Linked DNA regions of Homo sapiens: region 1 is linked to region 2. Evidence: read pairs that join two places in POLR2A ChIA-PET (ENCODE). Cell type or tissue: PC-3. All regions are shown on one strand.

Evidence for each region. ChIA-PET counts read pairs that join two places held together with the same protein. Peaks named below come from ENCODE experiments on the same cell type or tissue, not always from the same donor. Only the 100,000 strongest peaks of a DNase experiment are listed, where the experiment ranks them.
Region 1: POLR2A ChIA-PET joins it to region 2 with 7 read pairs; 2 of 35 experiments call an interaction of 5 or more read pairs at or near these places.

Annotation. Positions count from the first base shown.
Region 1 is chr21:44,641,700-44,649,699 of GRCh38, reverse strand. The region is part of intron 1 of TSPEAR (thrombospondin type laminin G domain and EAR repeats); the gene reads left to right. It overlaps KRTAP10-11 (keratin associated protein 10-11), which reads right to left and starts at 3,286. Exons shown (of 1, transcript NM_198692.3): 1 at 2,050-3,286. The coding sequence starts at 3,241. The coding sequence ends at 2,345. RefSeq lists an enhancer at 1,747-2,611. In PC-3, no CTCF peak of the experiment used is centred here; no DNase peak of the experiment used is centred here.
Region 2 is chr21:44,783,289-44,791,288 of GRCh38, reverse strand. UBE2G2 (ubiquitin conjugating enzyme E2 G2) reads left to right here. Exons shown (of 6, transcript NM_003343.6): 2 at 3,194-3,229; 3 at 3,324-3,369. Among named protein-coding and RNA genes, the nearest start is that of UBE2G2, 15 kb to the left of the region's middle. RefSeq lists a silencer at 2,673-2,897. In PC-3, no CTCF peak of the experiment used is centred here; no DNase peak of the experiment used is centred here; H3K27ac peaks cover 506 bases.

The DNA.
Region 1 (8,000 bases), 140 kb after region 2:
ATTGAAGCTATTGCAGAAGGAGGGAGGCCTGTATGGGGGATGCCTGCACTAATTCCAAGAATGGGAAGCTTGGCCCCCAAAACCGAGGGCTGCCCCGACAGAGCCAGCTTGGTCCCTGTGGCATGCGTGTGGGCCACACGGGAGAAGGGGTGTGGGCACGTCCTGGGTATGAGTGGGATTTGCCTGGAGGGGGTGCTGTCCTCAGTAGAAGGGGGCTGTTGGCACACGTGGGTAGCGGGGGAGCCGTTTGGGAACCAAGAAATCAGCTAAGAGGAGCACCAGCCAGTGTACCCCTCCTGCTGAGAGGCCCATATCTAGAAACTTCCGTTACCAGGATGCCCTGTATTGATGAGCATGTGAGGTGCAGGGGGACTCCTTAGAAGGCCTCCTCCACAGACCGCTGCTCATCCCTCCTCCCAGGCCAGCAGCCTCGCCTGGGGCTGTGCTCTCACCCTTACAACTGGGCGAGGGTGTCTGCAGGCTGGAGGGTCTCTGATCACACCCTGACGAGCATGCACCAACCATGTCCTCGCCTTACAGACACCCTCCCCCGGTCCCCAGGAGCCGTCCGGCTCTGTCCAGCAGGCGGTGGAGGGAGCTTTGCGGTTTCCTGTGGTTTCACGGGATGCCTTTGCAGGCAGCAGCTGCCCCTGACTCAGTGGGTCCCGCATCTCCCTCACAGACAGGAGGGGCACCCCGGGACCTGGGAGGGGCAGAGCACTCGGAGCTGTCGCTGTGCTGTGAGCACCTTCACGCACGTTCACAAGGGAGGGGACCCCGCCACTGCAGCCCTAGTTTCTCCTCTGCGTCTGGCACGGCAGCTTGACCGCGTGGGCTTGGACAGTTGCATGGACACACGGCCACCAGCAGACCTGCATGTCAGCTGCCACAGAGAGCACAGGGGCCCGGGTGTCACAAGCTGTGCTCGGCCATGGCTGTCCCTGCCTTTCCCCTCGGGAGCCATCGGGAGGCTGAAAGTCTCTGGTGCCCTGGAGGCTGCGGCCCTGGGTGCGTCTGCCCGCTGGCTGCACAGCGGCTTGGCCTCAGCAATGTTGGTGCGCCCTGTGCCGACTCCCCTGTGCCTTAGGCTCCCCTGTTCCTTTGGTTAGTGGTGAGGTGGAAACATCTCCCCCTCTTTTTTTAACTGTTTGTGCTATGAAAGGTCCATGAAGGCCTTTGTCCACTTATTTATGGGGATGGCCGTATTTTTCTTAATATTTGAATAAGCAAGTAACGGACACGGGTTGAATAAACTCTGGAAGACTGAGAGATTTATGAGTCCACGTGGGTTTAAATTCAGCTACTTTCTGGTTCAAGGTCCTCTTGGGGTTTTTGTTCTGTTGCTTCTTCCCTGGGCCCTCCCAGCCTCCTGAGGAGGTGCTGACCTGACTGGTCTCACTAGTGCCCTCTTCACTCTCCAGTGCTAGTGGTCCACTGAGACTACAGCCTCATCCTCTCCCACTGTCCTAAGGGTTCATCGATAAGGTGTCTTTTTGCTCTGTGTCTCCTCACCCAGGCCTTAAACCCTGAGTAGGATGAGTGACGTCTGAGTAACTCCAGGACCCCTCTTGGGGCCCATGAAATTGCTAGTGCTTCAGAGCACACAGAGTGGCCCTCAAACTCTCGGGGCAGCCCTCTGTGTGGGCACCTTTTCCACGGCCCACACACCACGAGGCCAGCACGGTGCCTGGGGCTCTCAGGTCCCAACTGAACGGGATTTCTGCTTCTTCCCGACTCAGCTTTAGCTTGGACTGGCAGGGGACAGGCATGGGCGGGTGGCCCAAAGCTCACCAGAGGCCGAGCCCACTCAGCTCTGCTCCCCTCCCTGGCTCAGCTTGGAGGCTCATCCCCTGTGGGCAGGGCTTTGGCTGCAGGAAGAGTGTGGAGCTGATCACATTTGCTTTCAAAGCCTGCTGTCTTCCAAGTGTTTGATCTCGGAATGAGAGACACTGTCCTGTCTGCCTTTAACAAGACAGTGGGTCCCACACCCCAAATTTGGAGTAGGCAGAGGGGCTCAGGGGAAGAGCAGAAAGTGCACACCAGCCCGTATTTCCTGACTCAAGAATTTATTGATTAGAGCAGTTCTTCTTTGTCACATTGGGTATAAGCAACACATTTGGAGAAGGGGGCTCCAGAAAGCCACAGTCCACCTGCTGAGGGATTTGTGGGTTGTCTCTTCCCAGACAGTGGGGAGGAAAGTGTGACGCGCTCAAAATCCCCTTCAGGCAGCAGCTCTGTGGCTACTGATGGAGCTGGTGGATTCTGAGGACTCCAGGGGCTCCTGAGACTGGAGAATCCTGCTTGGCAGCAAAGACACAGTCAGCAGGAGACAAGGATTGAGCACTCAGCAGCTGGACTTCTTGCCTGAGCAGAGGCTGTAGCAGGCCAGGCGGGAGCTTGCGGGGCGGCAGAGGAGGGACACGCAGGAGGCCGGGCGGCAGCAGCTGGACTGGCAGGAGGAGGTGGGGGCACAGCAGGAGGAGACGGGCACACAGCAGGTGGACCTGCACACGGGGTGGCAGAGGAGGGACACAGAGGAGGAGGGTCTGCAGCAGGAGGTGGTGCAGCAAGCTGGCTGGCAGCTAGGCTGCTGGCAGCGTGAAGAGGAAGCCCTAGAGCAGACAGGCACACAGCAGATGGGCTTGCAGTAGACAGTCTTGCAGCAGACAGGCACGCAGCAGGCCTGCTGGTAGGAGGAGGAGGTGCAGCAAGCTGGCTGGCAGCTAGACTGCTGGCAGCATGAAGAGGAATCCTCAGAGCAGGTGGACACACAGCACACAGGCTTGCAGCAGACGGGCACACAGCAGGCCGGCTGGCAGGAGGAAGAGGCACAGCAAGCTGGCTGGCAGCTAGACTGCCGGCAGCACGAAGAAGCAGCCCCACAGCAGACAGGCACACAGCACACAGGCTTGCAGCAGACAGTCTTGCAGCAGACAGGCACACAGCAGGCCTGCTGGCAGGGGGAGGAGGTGCAGCAAGCCGGCTGGCAGCTAGACTGCTGGCAGCATGACGGCGTGCAGGAGCTGGTGCAGCCTGATTGGCAGGCGCTGGGCTCACAGGCCGCCTGGCAGCAGGGGCTGGACACACAGCTCACTGGGGTGCAGACCAGGCTCAGGGAGGGGGCCGGGGCGCAGCAGCTGGGGGCGCTGCAGGGGGGCTCACAGCAGCTCTCTGGGCAGTCGTCCACCTGCCAGGAGTCGGAGTAAGCGCTGGAGCAGACAGACATGGTGGACGCGGCCATGCTGGGGTGGGGAGGAGGTGAGCTGGGGGAGGTGTAAGTGAGTGTGTGAGTGTGTGTGTGAGTGAGTGAGTGAGGTGCTCAGGGCTGTGGGGCTTTTAAATCCCTCCCTGGCATGTGTTGTCCCAACAGGAGGCTCCACAAGCTTTTCTTCCTTGTTGGTGTTTACAGCTGGTGGCTGGAGATGCATCATTCATGCTGGTTTATCTCTTTGTTTTTCCCTTATTAAACTGGTATGTATGTCGCAGGGCTCTGTTTCTTCATCAGTTTTTATTTTGGCCACAGAAATGTGGTGGAAAATATTTCCTTTTTTTTTTTTTTTTTTTTTTTTTTTTTTGAGAGGGAGTCTTGCTCTGTCACCCAGGCTGGAGTGCAGTGGCGCGATCTCAGCTCACTGCAACCTCCGCCCCCTGGGTTCAAGCGATTCTCCCACCTCAGCCTCCCGAGTAGCTGGGATTACAGGCACGCTGTAATTTTTGTATTTTTAGTAGAGACGGGGTTTCACCATCTTGGCCAGGCTGGTCTTGAACTCCTGACCTCATGATCTACCCGCCTCAGCCTCCCAAAGTGCTGGGATTACAGGCGTGAGCCACCGCGTCCGGCCGGAAAATATTTCAAGCAAGCTTTTGTTGAGTTGAGGTTTTAGAGATGAACGTTTCTCCAAAGGAAGCAATTCTGTTTCCACCTATCCTGTTTCTGGACTGATTAGATATATTTTATTACTTTTAGCATCTTAAAACATAAACATGGAGAAAAATGTACACTTCATATGAAATAAAAACGGCACAGACGATAAGATAAGAGGAAGCTGGCTGAGCGTGGTGACTCATGCCTCTAATCCCAGTACTTTGGGGGGCTGAGGTGGGTGGATCACGAGGTCAGGAGTTTGAGACCAGCCTGGCCAGCATGGTGAAACCCGGTCTCTACTAAAAATACAAAAAATTAGCCAGGCATGGTGGCATGTGCCTGTAGTCCCAGCTACTTAGGCTGAGGCAGGAGAATTCTTGAACCCAGGAGGTGGAGGTTGCAGTGAGCTGAGATTGCACCATTGCACCCCAGCCTAGGTGACAGAGCAAGACTCTGTCTCAAAAAAAAAAAAAAAAGCTAAGTGGCCCTCCCTTCGATCCCTCACACCTTGTAAGGAGAATGCTCAGAGATTCAGTAGCTGGTGGATCCAAGCTTTATTTTTGTCTCTTCAGCTCTTCCATGCCACCCTCAGAGGCTCTTTGTTTTATTTGAAGCTGCACTCTGGATTATTTCAATTTTCATTTTGCCTTGGTGAAAGATCAAGTACTTTTTCATATATGGTGATTTTAGGACATACATTTTAAGATTCCTTGCTTGTCTGAAAATATGTCAACTTTATCCTCACATTTATAATGATAGTTTAGCTGGGTATAAAATTCTGGTTTTAAATTACTTTTCCTCAAAATGATGAACACATGTCACCATTTTTTTGTGATGTCCAGTGTTGCCGATGACAGTCTGATACTGGTCATTTGTCATTTTTTAGTTTCTCTCTTTCCTTAACTCTCTGGGAGCATTTGGGTTTCTTTTTATTGTTCTAAAGTGTCACGCTTTTGTTTCTAGGCTAATGCATTATTTTACTTTCAGTGGTTAGAACTTATTGAGCCTTTCAATATAAAGACTTATCTCCGAAGTGTTTTTCCATTTTTAATAATAATTTCATCTTTCCTGGTCTCTCTTTTTATGACTTTTTATTTCATCTTGTGATGAATGAAATATGTTATCCATTCACTCTGATGATGTTACTTTGAGTTTTTAAATGTTTTTTTCTTGTTTCCTTGGACATCAGATAGTCTGCTCATTGGTGGCAGTTCATTCAGTTTTCTGAATAAAAGACTATTTTATTCCAGTGCATTAGGGTCCTGCTCCAATTTACTCCCTAACCTGTTTCTGTCTGCTTCTCTTTTCTACAAACATATGAAGGACCCTGCTGAGCCTCCCGTTTTTGTTAGATAATTTTGATTTCATTTTTTATAACTCTTTAAATATCCTTTCAGTGATTATTAGTACAGGTGTGTGAGATCTGTGTGCTTAATCCGCTTTCTGGGACTGAAGGACTTGGTGATGCTTTCAGGAGATGATAGGAAAGCCAGGAAGTCTAGGGTGACATCGTATTAGTGGATGTACTACAGACACACACAGTGCACGTACAGTCTTTTTACGTCAGCCACAACATGAGGTGCAACTGTAGAGCCCTGGACTCACTGGAGACATGACTTTTTGGATCATGGAACTTTCCACTGGGGGCCAGCAGGGCAGCTTCTGTGGACAATCAAATGATCAAACCATTTCTTAAATCAAGCAGACACTCTGGGGATCTGAGTGAGTTGAATGGCAGGGATTAAATGGCCCTGGCTGGGAGAGGGAGGTGCCGGGAGGGGATGTGAGTCTGGAGGGCAGGGTGGCCCACGGCCAGGTCTTCTGCAAGTGACACACATTTGGATTCTTCTTTTCCAAAACGTAGTCTTTTGTTTTATTTGACTCCCTTTCGTCGTGGCTGGCTGCCCAGCACAATGCTGGAGACGCGATGACAGCAGCCCTCTGGTCTTGTTTCCAAAGTTAACAGAAATGCTTCCCGCAACTCCGCACTAAGCCGATGTTTGCTGCTTTGTCGCACAGCCTTGGTCTCGTGCATGCAGTGTTTTCCTACTTTAGTTTATCATGAATTTTGCCTCAGGCTTTTAAGGAAGGAGTGAGTTTGTTTGTGTATGTGTGTGTGTATGTGTGTGAATGTGTGTGTATTAATCTACTGAGAGTTCCAGTGGCTTTTCTGCTTCTATTTTATGAGTATAGTTAATGATACCCTTTGTAACTTGAGTGATCTAAGATATACATTACTTGATAATAGCTCATTATCCCTTTTTCCCCAGCTTTATTGAGATATAATTGACAAACAAGAATTATATAAATTCAAGGTATACAACATGACGTCTTGATACATGTACACATTGTGTGATGATTACCACGGTCAAGCTAATTAATATGTCCATCACCCCATGTAGTTACCTTTATTTTGTGATGAGACATTTAAGATGGACTCTTAGCAGATTTCGGTGTTACTATGTTGCGTTCTGTGTTACAGTCAACTGTCCTCATGCTGCACATGAGGTTTCCAGAACTGACTCATCCTGCACAGCTGAAGCTGTATCCTGTCATCAACATGTCCCCACTCCCTGCACCCCCTGGCCCTCGAATCCCCATTCTACTCTCTGCTTTGGTGAACTTGGCTTTTTTAGATTCCACAAATAAGTGAGGTCTGCAGTATTTGTCTTTCTGTGCCTGGGTCACTTCACCTAGCATAGTGTGTGCAGGTTCATCCATGTTGTCACAGATGACAGGATCTCCTTCCTTTCTATGGCTGAATCGTATTCCATCATGCATATGCACCGCATTTTCTTTATCCACTCATCTGTTGATGATCACTTATGTTGCTTCCGTATCTTTGCTGTTGTGAATAGTGCTGCAGTTAGCATGGCAGTGCAGGTATCTCTGAGCTCTGGCTTTAATTTGTCTTGTTTAAATACACAGAAGTGGGATTGCTCATCACATGGTAGTTCCATTTTTAATTTTTAAGTTTTTAATTTTTTTTTTTTGAGATAGAGTCTCGCTCTGTTGCCCAGGCTGGAGTGCAGTGGCACAATCTCGGCTCACTGCAAGCTCTGCCTCCCAGGTTCACGCCATTCTCCTGCCTCAGCCTCCCAGGTAGCTGGGACTACAGGCGCCTGCCACCACACCTGGCCAATTTTTGTATTTTTAGTAGAGACGGGGTTTCACCGTGTTAGCCAGGATGGTCTCGATCTCCTGACCTCGTGATCTGCCTGCCTCGGCCTCTCAAAGTGCTGGGATTACAGGCATGAGCCACTGCGCCCGGCCCCATTTTTAATTTTTTGAGGAACTTCCGTACTATTTCCCATAATGGCTATACATAGTGGCTTAGTTTTCTGTTATTGTAGGTTCATACAATCTCTTACATTATTTTTTTAAATGATGTTGGTCTACAGTCCTATCTCTCTCGCTGTTATTCCTGGTTTTGGCATCAGGATGTCACCAGTCTTACTAGAGGAATCCAGAGGACCTCTGGCTTCTTCTGATCTCTGGAATATTTCAAGTATCACAGAAAAGTCTTTGTATTGAAGGCTGATGGTATACATCTTTGAAACATCTGAGTCTGCCTTCTGAAGAATGAGCTTTTTCAATACCATTTCCATATTTTCCTGGATATCATTGTATTAAAATTTTTGTCTTGTTACTCAGGGTAGGTAATTTATATTTTTTAGGACACAGTACATTTAATTTATATTTCCAAATTTTAGGATAAATATACCCATACTATTTTCTTATACTGAAACAGGAAAATCTCTGAATCTGTGAGCATACTTCTTTTTCCATCTTTCATGTCTGCTTATTTTTATTAGACTTTATTTTTATTTTCTTTAGATTTTCCTTGATGGGTGTCTGTGGATTTTTGTGGACGTTTGAAAAGAGGGGGTCGTGTTTCTTCTTGTTGGAAATTGCTGAGTAAAAATTTCAGAAAGCATTGTGGGTGGTAAATTTTCCGGATCCCTGTTGTTTAAGAACAGCCTTCCCGCTGAAGCCTGCCACAGCAGAGTCTAGGTGCGGAATTTCTTCCCTCCACCTTGGTAGAGGCTGGGCCACCAATGCATCTCATATTTGCATAACTTTGATCTTCTTGTGAAGTCTTTCCTCTGTCTAGAACCTGGCACTATTGTCTCTT
Region 2 (8,000 bases):
ATTTACCCCATTGTCTTGGCGATTAATATTTGGCTCCTTGTTACTTATTTGAATTTCTCTCCAGAAAATGGGTTTTTCTTTTTTATTGCACCGTCATGCTGCGAAGTTTTCAAACTTTTATTCCCTGCTTTCTTTTAAACACGAGTTCCAATTTCAGATCATCTCTCTCAAGTTCAAAGTTCCACAGATCTCTAGGGCAGGGGCAAAATCTCACCATTCTCTTTGTTGAAACATAGCAAGGGTGACCATTGCTCCAGTTCCCAAGAAGTTCCTCTTCTCTTTTTCAGACCACCTCAGCCTGGGCTTCATTGTCCATGTCACTATCAGCATTTTGGTCAAAAGCATTCAGCAAGTCTCTAGGAAGTTCCAGACTTTCCCACATCTTCCTTCTTCTAAGCCCTTCAAACTGTTCCAACCTCTGCCTACTACCCAGTTCTGAAGTTGCTTCCACATTTTCAGGTTATCTTTATAGCAGTACCCCTGGTACCAATTTACTGTATTCATCTGTTTTCACACTCCTATAAGAACTTCCCTGAGACTGGATAATTTATAAAGGAAAGAGGTTTAATTGACTCACAGTTCCACATGGCTAGGGAGGCCTCAGGAAACTTATCATGACAGAAGCCGAAGGGGAAGCAAGCACCTTCTTCACAAGGTGGCAAGAAAGAAGAGTGAAGGAGGAACTTTCGAACACTTATAAAACCACCAGATCTCATGAGAACTCACTGTCATGAGAACAGCATGGAGGAAATTGCCCCCATGATCCAGTCACCTTCCACTAGGTTCCTCCCTCAACACCTGGAGATTACAATTCAAGATGAAATTTGTGTGGGGACACAAAGCCAAACCATATCAATGGACATTTGGGTTGTTTCCAGTTTGGGGCTATTACGAATTTAGCTACTATGAACATTCACACAAAAGTCTATGGCAACATAAGACCCAGTAGAATTGCTGGGTCTTAGAGTCAATATATATGTAATTTTAGTGGAAATGGTCAAACTTCTTTCCCAAAGGGTAACCAAACCATTTTGCATTCCCATCAGTGGTGCATGAGAGATCTACTTGCTAAACTTGCCAGCACTTTAAGTCTTTAATTTTGGCCATTCTTTTGTGACTAAAGATACTGATAATGCTGAAGCTATTGAGCTGTATCTTATTGTGGTTTTAATTTGCATTACCCTTATGATTCACAATGTTGAGCATTTTCTCATGTGCTTATTAGCCATCTGTTTTAGTCAGTTCAGGCTGCTGTAAAAAAATACCAAAGACCAGGGAGCTTAAACAACAAACATTTATTGCTCCCAATTCTGGAGGCTGGGAAGTCTGGTGAGGGCTGTCTTCCTGGTTTGCAGATGACTGTCTTCTCCTTGTGCCCTTACATGGCCAGAGGCAAATCTCTCGTTTCTTCTTATAAAGGCACTAACTCCATTCATGAGAGTTCTGCCCTCCTGACCTAATCTCCTCCCAAAGGTCCCACCTCCCAATACCACATACATTAGGATTCAACATAGGAATTTTGGGGGGACGCAAGCGTTTGGACCACAGCATCATTCGTGTTGACTCTGACAGTGGCTCTTTTCAACTCTGCCTCCATTTTTCTTCTTACCTATTTTGATTTTTATATGTGGTGTGAGATGGGGAAAGTTTGATTTTTTTTTGTCTTAGAGATGAGCATCATTCATGGAAAAGACTGCCCTTTGCCTCTGGGCCATAGCTCTGTGTTCCCTCGAGTCAGGGTCTCTGTTGGTACAGGTATGCTTCTGGGCTTTCTCTTGTGCCCCATTGTTCAATTTAACTTTGAGCCAGTGCTACGTTGCCTTAATTTCCATAGCTCTGTAAGGAAGGCTTGGTAACTCATAGATGAAGCTTTCTGTTTATTCTTTTTTTTTTTTTTTTTTTTTGAGACAGAGTCTTGCTCTGTCACCCAGGCTGGAGTGCAGTGGCGCGATCTCGGCTCACTGCAACCTCCGCCTCCTGGGTTCAAGTGATCCTCCTGCCTCAGCCTCCCAAGTAGCTGGGACTACAGGTGCATGCCACCATGCCCGGCTAATTTTTCTATTTTTGGTAGAGATGGGATTTCGCCATGTTGGCCAGGCTGGTCTCGAACTCCTGACCTGAGGTGATCCACCCGCCTCGGCCTCCCAAAGTGCTGGGATTACAGGCGTGAGCCACCGCGCCTGGCCCTCTGTTTATTCTTTTTAAAGATAGTGTCTTGGCTATTCTGGATTGTTTGCATTTTTATATATCTTTTAGAAAGATATATATATGCCTCATATTCAGCAACTGTGCCAAACTCACTTTTACTAATTATCTTTAGATTCTTTTGGGCTTTCCTGTATATATGGACATAGCATCTGTGAATAATGAGTTTTATTTCTTTTTCAGTCCTTATACCTTATATTTATTTGGCAAGGATTTATTAATTTTCTGTCTCTTCAAAGAACCACCTTTTGGTTTCATTGATTTTTTTTTTTCTGTATGTTTGCTTACTGTTTTATTAATTTCCCCAGTCTCACTCTGGTTGCCCACTGGACTCCAGCCTGGGCAACCAGAGTGAGACCCTGTCTCAAAACTAAGCAACAAAGTAACCAGCAGGAACAGTTTGGAAAGACAGTGTACCCCTTATGTTTGCTTTTGCATTTGTAAAAAGAAAAAGAAAAAGAAAAGTCTATGTTTTGTTGGTATAAAGAACTATTTGGGCCGGCGCGGTGGCTCATGCCTGTAATCCCAGCACTTTGGGAGGCCGAGGCTGGCGGATCACGAGGTCAGGAGATCTAGACCATCCTGGCTAACACGGTGAAACCCCGTCTCTACTAAAAATACAAAAAATTAGCTGGGCGTGGTGGTGGGCGCCTGTAGTCCCAGCTACTTGGGAGGCTGAGGCAGGTGAATGGCATGAACCTGGGAGGTGGAGCTTGCAGTGAGCTGAGATCACACCACTGCACTTCAGCCTGGGTGATAGAGTGAGACTCCGTCTCAAAAAAAAACAAAAAAAAAACAAAAAAACTTTGTGTAGTTGTTATCAGAACCGTTATTGTACTAGGTATTCACTTTGGGCAAACAGAATTTTCACTTGTTAATATGCATATTCTATGGTTTATAGGCTTATATATTTTGTAAAGGTGTTTTGTTAAAATGACAATGTAACATTTATTCTGTTTGGTAATGGTTTTACTTATTAATTTTATAGAATTAACACTGAATCCTCCGGAAGGAATTGTAGCAGGTAAGGTACCAAAGTTAACTTCCTTATAATTTACTTTTAATTGCCAAAGTTCCTTCAAAGTTAAAATGTTGTGAAATTTTTTCTCACCCTACAGGCCCCATGAATGAAGAGAACTTTTTTGAATGGGAGGCATTGATCATGTAAGTTAATTTTAGGTGTACTAGTTTTTAGGGCTTTGCTGGAAGTCAGATGTAAGAATCACATCAGCAGTGTGACTGTGTCCAAAAGCATCAGCTGGAAAAAAGACTGAGTTCTCCAGTAATGCCCAGCTCTCGTCTAGGCTGCTGGTCTGAAAGCAGAGAACCTGAGCATTGATCCAAAAGAAATGAGTGTTTCCTTAGAGCCAGTCAAAGGTTTAGTTATAATTATGTAATATATGTATTATATATTTGAGAGTTTTAAGGTGGTAATTTTGGAATGTTGTATGATCGTGGTTAAAATAACCTCAAATGGCGTAGGTGGCTTTGGCTTCCAGAAGTAGCCCCTTCAGGTGTGAAATTTTGACGAGAAAAGGGTCCTCAAAGATGTGTCTGACCACACCAGGCATGTTAGCGCAGCCTTGCCTGCCCTGCCTTTGGGCCAGGACTTCTTTTTCTTCTCCTTTCCTCCCAGTTCGTATCTTCGTGTGCTGCATCTCCTTTTTCTGTTGCCTTGTCTGGACTTGTTGGCCTTGTGTTCTTTCCGACCCAAGACATGGCTTAGTAAGTGAGCAGTGTGGTTCTGGGATTCGTGGCATTTAACTTAGGGTGACGTTGCTTGGAAAGAGAAACACATGGACCCCTGATTTTAGAGTGTTCTATGGCCTTGACTCACTTTGCTTTTTCTTCTTTCTACCTTAGATGTGCAATTTTTGGCCATTCTTAGTGTATTTTCAGCAAAGTGAGGTTAAATAAAATTTAGGAAGTTGAAATTTGTAATCAGTCTCTGTTTTCTTTCTTTTCTTTTTCTTTCTTTCTTTTTTTTTTTTGAGATGGAGTTTCGCCCTTGTTGCCCAGGCTGGAGTGCGGTGGCACAACCTTGGCTCACTGCAACTCCTGCCCCTTGGGTTCAAGCGATTCTCCTGCCTCAGCCTCCCTAGTAGCTGGGATTACAGGTACCCACCACCGTGCCTGGCTAATTTTTGTATTTTTAGTAGAGACAGGGTTTCCCCATGTTGGCCAGGCTGGTCTCGAACTTCTGACCTCAGGTGTTCCGCCTGCCTTGGCCTCCCAGAGTGCTGGGATAACAGGTGTGAGCCACCGCGCCAAGCCCAGTCTTTGTTATCTCATTAGTGAGGTCTTTTAATTTGCAGCAAGGTCTTGGGTTGGATTTTGTTGCATTGAGAAGTGCTCTAGAGGGCAAGGACCGGAAAAGTGAGGGCTGTGAAACAAGTGTGGGCTCTGGCTTGAAGTGATCTTAAGCTTCATGATGCTTTTGGAATTCGCCAGTTGCTTGGATCACATTAATTCTTAATGCTCTATGGGTTGGTCTGAGAAACAGATTGCAGCTAAGTGTTGTCTGTGGAGGTTAAATTGATATGAAAATTAGTATTTTGGATAAACAAAATGTTTTTAAAAAATCATCAAACGCTATTCAGATGGTACAGCACGCCTGCCATTTCCTGATCATTTGTAATATCCTAATTGCTTGGGCCTATGGCACATGTTTTTTCGGTGTCTGAAGGTTTCTGGAATCTGTGTTTGTGTGTAATGTGGCCCCCAAGGCAGTTATGAGATGGATGGCGAGTCCCACAGTCTGGGCTGTCCTCATTAGTGGACTGTGCGGCTGTATACTTGTATCGGGGCAGCTCTTTTTATTTCTGTAGAAGCAGGAGATCATATACATGAACTGATGTGTAACCTGCTTGTTTCATGTGTTAATGCAGGCGCACCTGCACTCATGCCAGCGGGGCAGCACGCCTGCTGCAGGGGCCCAGAGTGGCGGGAGGCCTGTCTGTGTGTAGAGGTTGAAGGCGCCTGTCGTGTCTGCAGTTATTTGTGGGGTGTTGGCTCCTCCGTAGGCCTATTTGGAAGCTCATTAAAGGAACAGTTGAGCCGTCCAGTGTGGTTTTAAAAAAATGTTCATTGTTAAAAATCGATTAGGGTAACTATTACCAATTTTAAATAAACAGTGTAAAATTAAACCAATATTTTGAAAACCTGTCTTAAAAAGTAATTAGAACTATTTTTAGGTAGAGCACTTCTGTGTTTGAACAAGGCTTTTTGCATTAGTTTGGAATTCCCCTGCTTGAAGATCCTAGTGAGTTTGTGGGTTTTGGTCCTGTTCCAGACCCTTCACAAACAAGAGGCCGTTTACAAGTGCACTTAAAATGCCTATTAGGGAATTAACTGTCCTCCCATCGATTTGTCTCACCCTGCTATTTTGGCAGACATCTGGCCAAGTCTTTGCTCCTTGGTGATAAGTTTCTTCTTTTTCTCTTTATTCTTTGATGGCTTCCAGGGCCGCCTCTCTACCCTAGTATTTCTAAAACCCGTGCTTGCCTCACAGAAGTCGAACGGCTGTTGGTTTTTGCTGTTGTGCTTGCCTTAAGGGCCAGTGAAGAAAATGTCATTTTAGATATCTAAGCAACAAACACTAAGTGCCTTTGATATGTTAGGGCCCTTGTCTGAAGATACAGACATGTCAAAGATGCACTGAAATCTTTACCTTGGAAGACCAGGGTTGAGGGATTAGGATGGAGAATAGAACAGATTAGTGAATGAGAGGACTAAATAATGAGAGTCCGCAGGCTGTGTCTTTAAACACCGGGAATAACTCTGCTGACCCTGCCACGCTCATGGTGGAGTCTGAGCCTGCAATCAAATCGAGCGTGGCTGGGATGGCGGCACACCAGGGGATGTGGCCACCGTGGCTGTGGGTGCTAGCATGGCCTGCTGCTCTTGGCCCAGTCACTTTGCCTCTCTTTGACTTATTTGGATCAAAACAGAGAGGTTTATCAGCATCTTCTAGACAGATGGTTACAGGTCTTGCCCAGCTCTAGGGTCCATGGCCCGTGACCCCATTGCCACTAAGCCACGGTGACGGGGGTGTAGCTGCAGAGAGGGTGGGTGCCCTCTTTCATTGATGCACTTATGTGGGACAGAAGGAGTCCTAGACAGCTGTTCATCCCCAGTGGCCGGACAAGGCGTGGAGTCCCTTGGCGCTTGCTGTCCTCTGTGTCCTGCCCCAGCATTCCCAAATCAGCTGGCTTGGTGACCTTCTTGTCTGGTTCATGCCTGACTGCTGTCACCTCCCCAGACCAGTGGTTCTAGAGGCTGTGGTGAAATAAGAAGGACCTTCCTTTACTGAATGGTGTGTTTGGGGCCCAGTTGGTGGATGGATGCTCCCAGGTTCTCCAGCTGGCTCATGGCAGCCAGCTTGAGGGCTCCCAGGCTGCCGCGGCTTCTACCAGGAGCCCTTCTCACACTGGGGGCCAGTGTCCGGGGCACAGCAGCCTCCCTTTATGTCCAGGTTTCTTGTTGACTGAAGACTGTCACAGGGCATCTCTTGGCAGTATTATGCCTTGCTGAAATAAACCCGAGATAATAAAATAGGTGTTTATAATTTGTATTGTATGTAATCTCACCATAGCATTTTCTTCAACAAAAGTGTCACAAAGATCCCTATATGAAGAAGTTATTGCCACATTCATTGCAGTAATAATAATAAAAAAGGAAACATCACTGTTCCACATAATTTATGGAGCATCTATATAGAGTAATGCCATGTAGCTGTAAAACAGTTCAGGTGGAATTTTCATCCTGGCATGGAAAGATGTACACAATATAAATGGAAAAGGCGGATTCTAGAATAATAGGTCTGGAACCGTCTGTCCGTCCTTCCTTCCTCTCCTCTCCTCCCTCCTCTCTCTCTTCCTTTCTCCCCTCCTTTCTTCCCTCCCCTCCCCTCCCCTCCCTTTCTTATGGAGACATGGTCTAGCTCTGTCACCCAGGCTGAAGTTCAGTGGCCTGGTCACAGCTCACTGCAGCCTCAAACTCCCAGGCTCAAACAATCCTCCCACCTCAGCCCCACAAGTAGCTGGGACCACAGGTGCACACCACCACGCCCAGCTAGTTTTTAAAATGCTTTGTAGAGATGGGGTCTTGCTCTGTTTCCCAGGCTGGTCTCGAACTCCTGGCCTCAAGCAATCCTTCTGCCTCAGCCTCCCAAAGTGCTGGGATTACAGGCAGGATCCAAGGCACCCAGCCTAAACAGCTTTATTGAGATAATTTACATACTGTAAGTTTTACTTGCATTAAGTATAAAAGTTAGTGGTTTTAGTAAATTTCTAGAGTTTTGTAGTCATCACCACAGTCCAGTTTTAGAACATTTCCAAAAAGATTCTTATGTCTATGTGCAGACAGTTCCCATTCCAACCCCCAGGCAATCCCTGCTCTTTCCTCTGACTATAGATTTGCCTTTTCTGACTTTTCCTATGTGTGGAATCATACACTGTCTAATCATCTGTGCCTGGCTTCTTGTACTTGGCAGAATGTATTTGCAGTTCATCCATGTTATACCATGTATCAGCAGCTCCTTCCTTTTCCATTCCCCAGTTGATGGACATTTGGGCTTCCTACTTTTTGGCTCTTTTGAGCAATGCTGCTGTAAACACTTGTCTTGTCACACTGTCTGTGTGGACATGGAGTTCATTTCTCTAGACCAGATATAGAGGTGTGGAATTGCTGGGGTGTGGAGTAAATTTGCGTTTAATGTTTTAAGAAACTATCAGACTATCTTCCTAGAGTAGCTCACCATTTTGCATTCCCAGCAGCAGTGTATGAGCATTCCA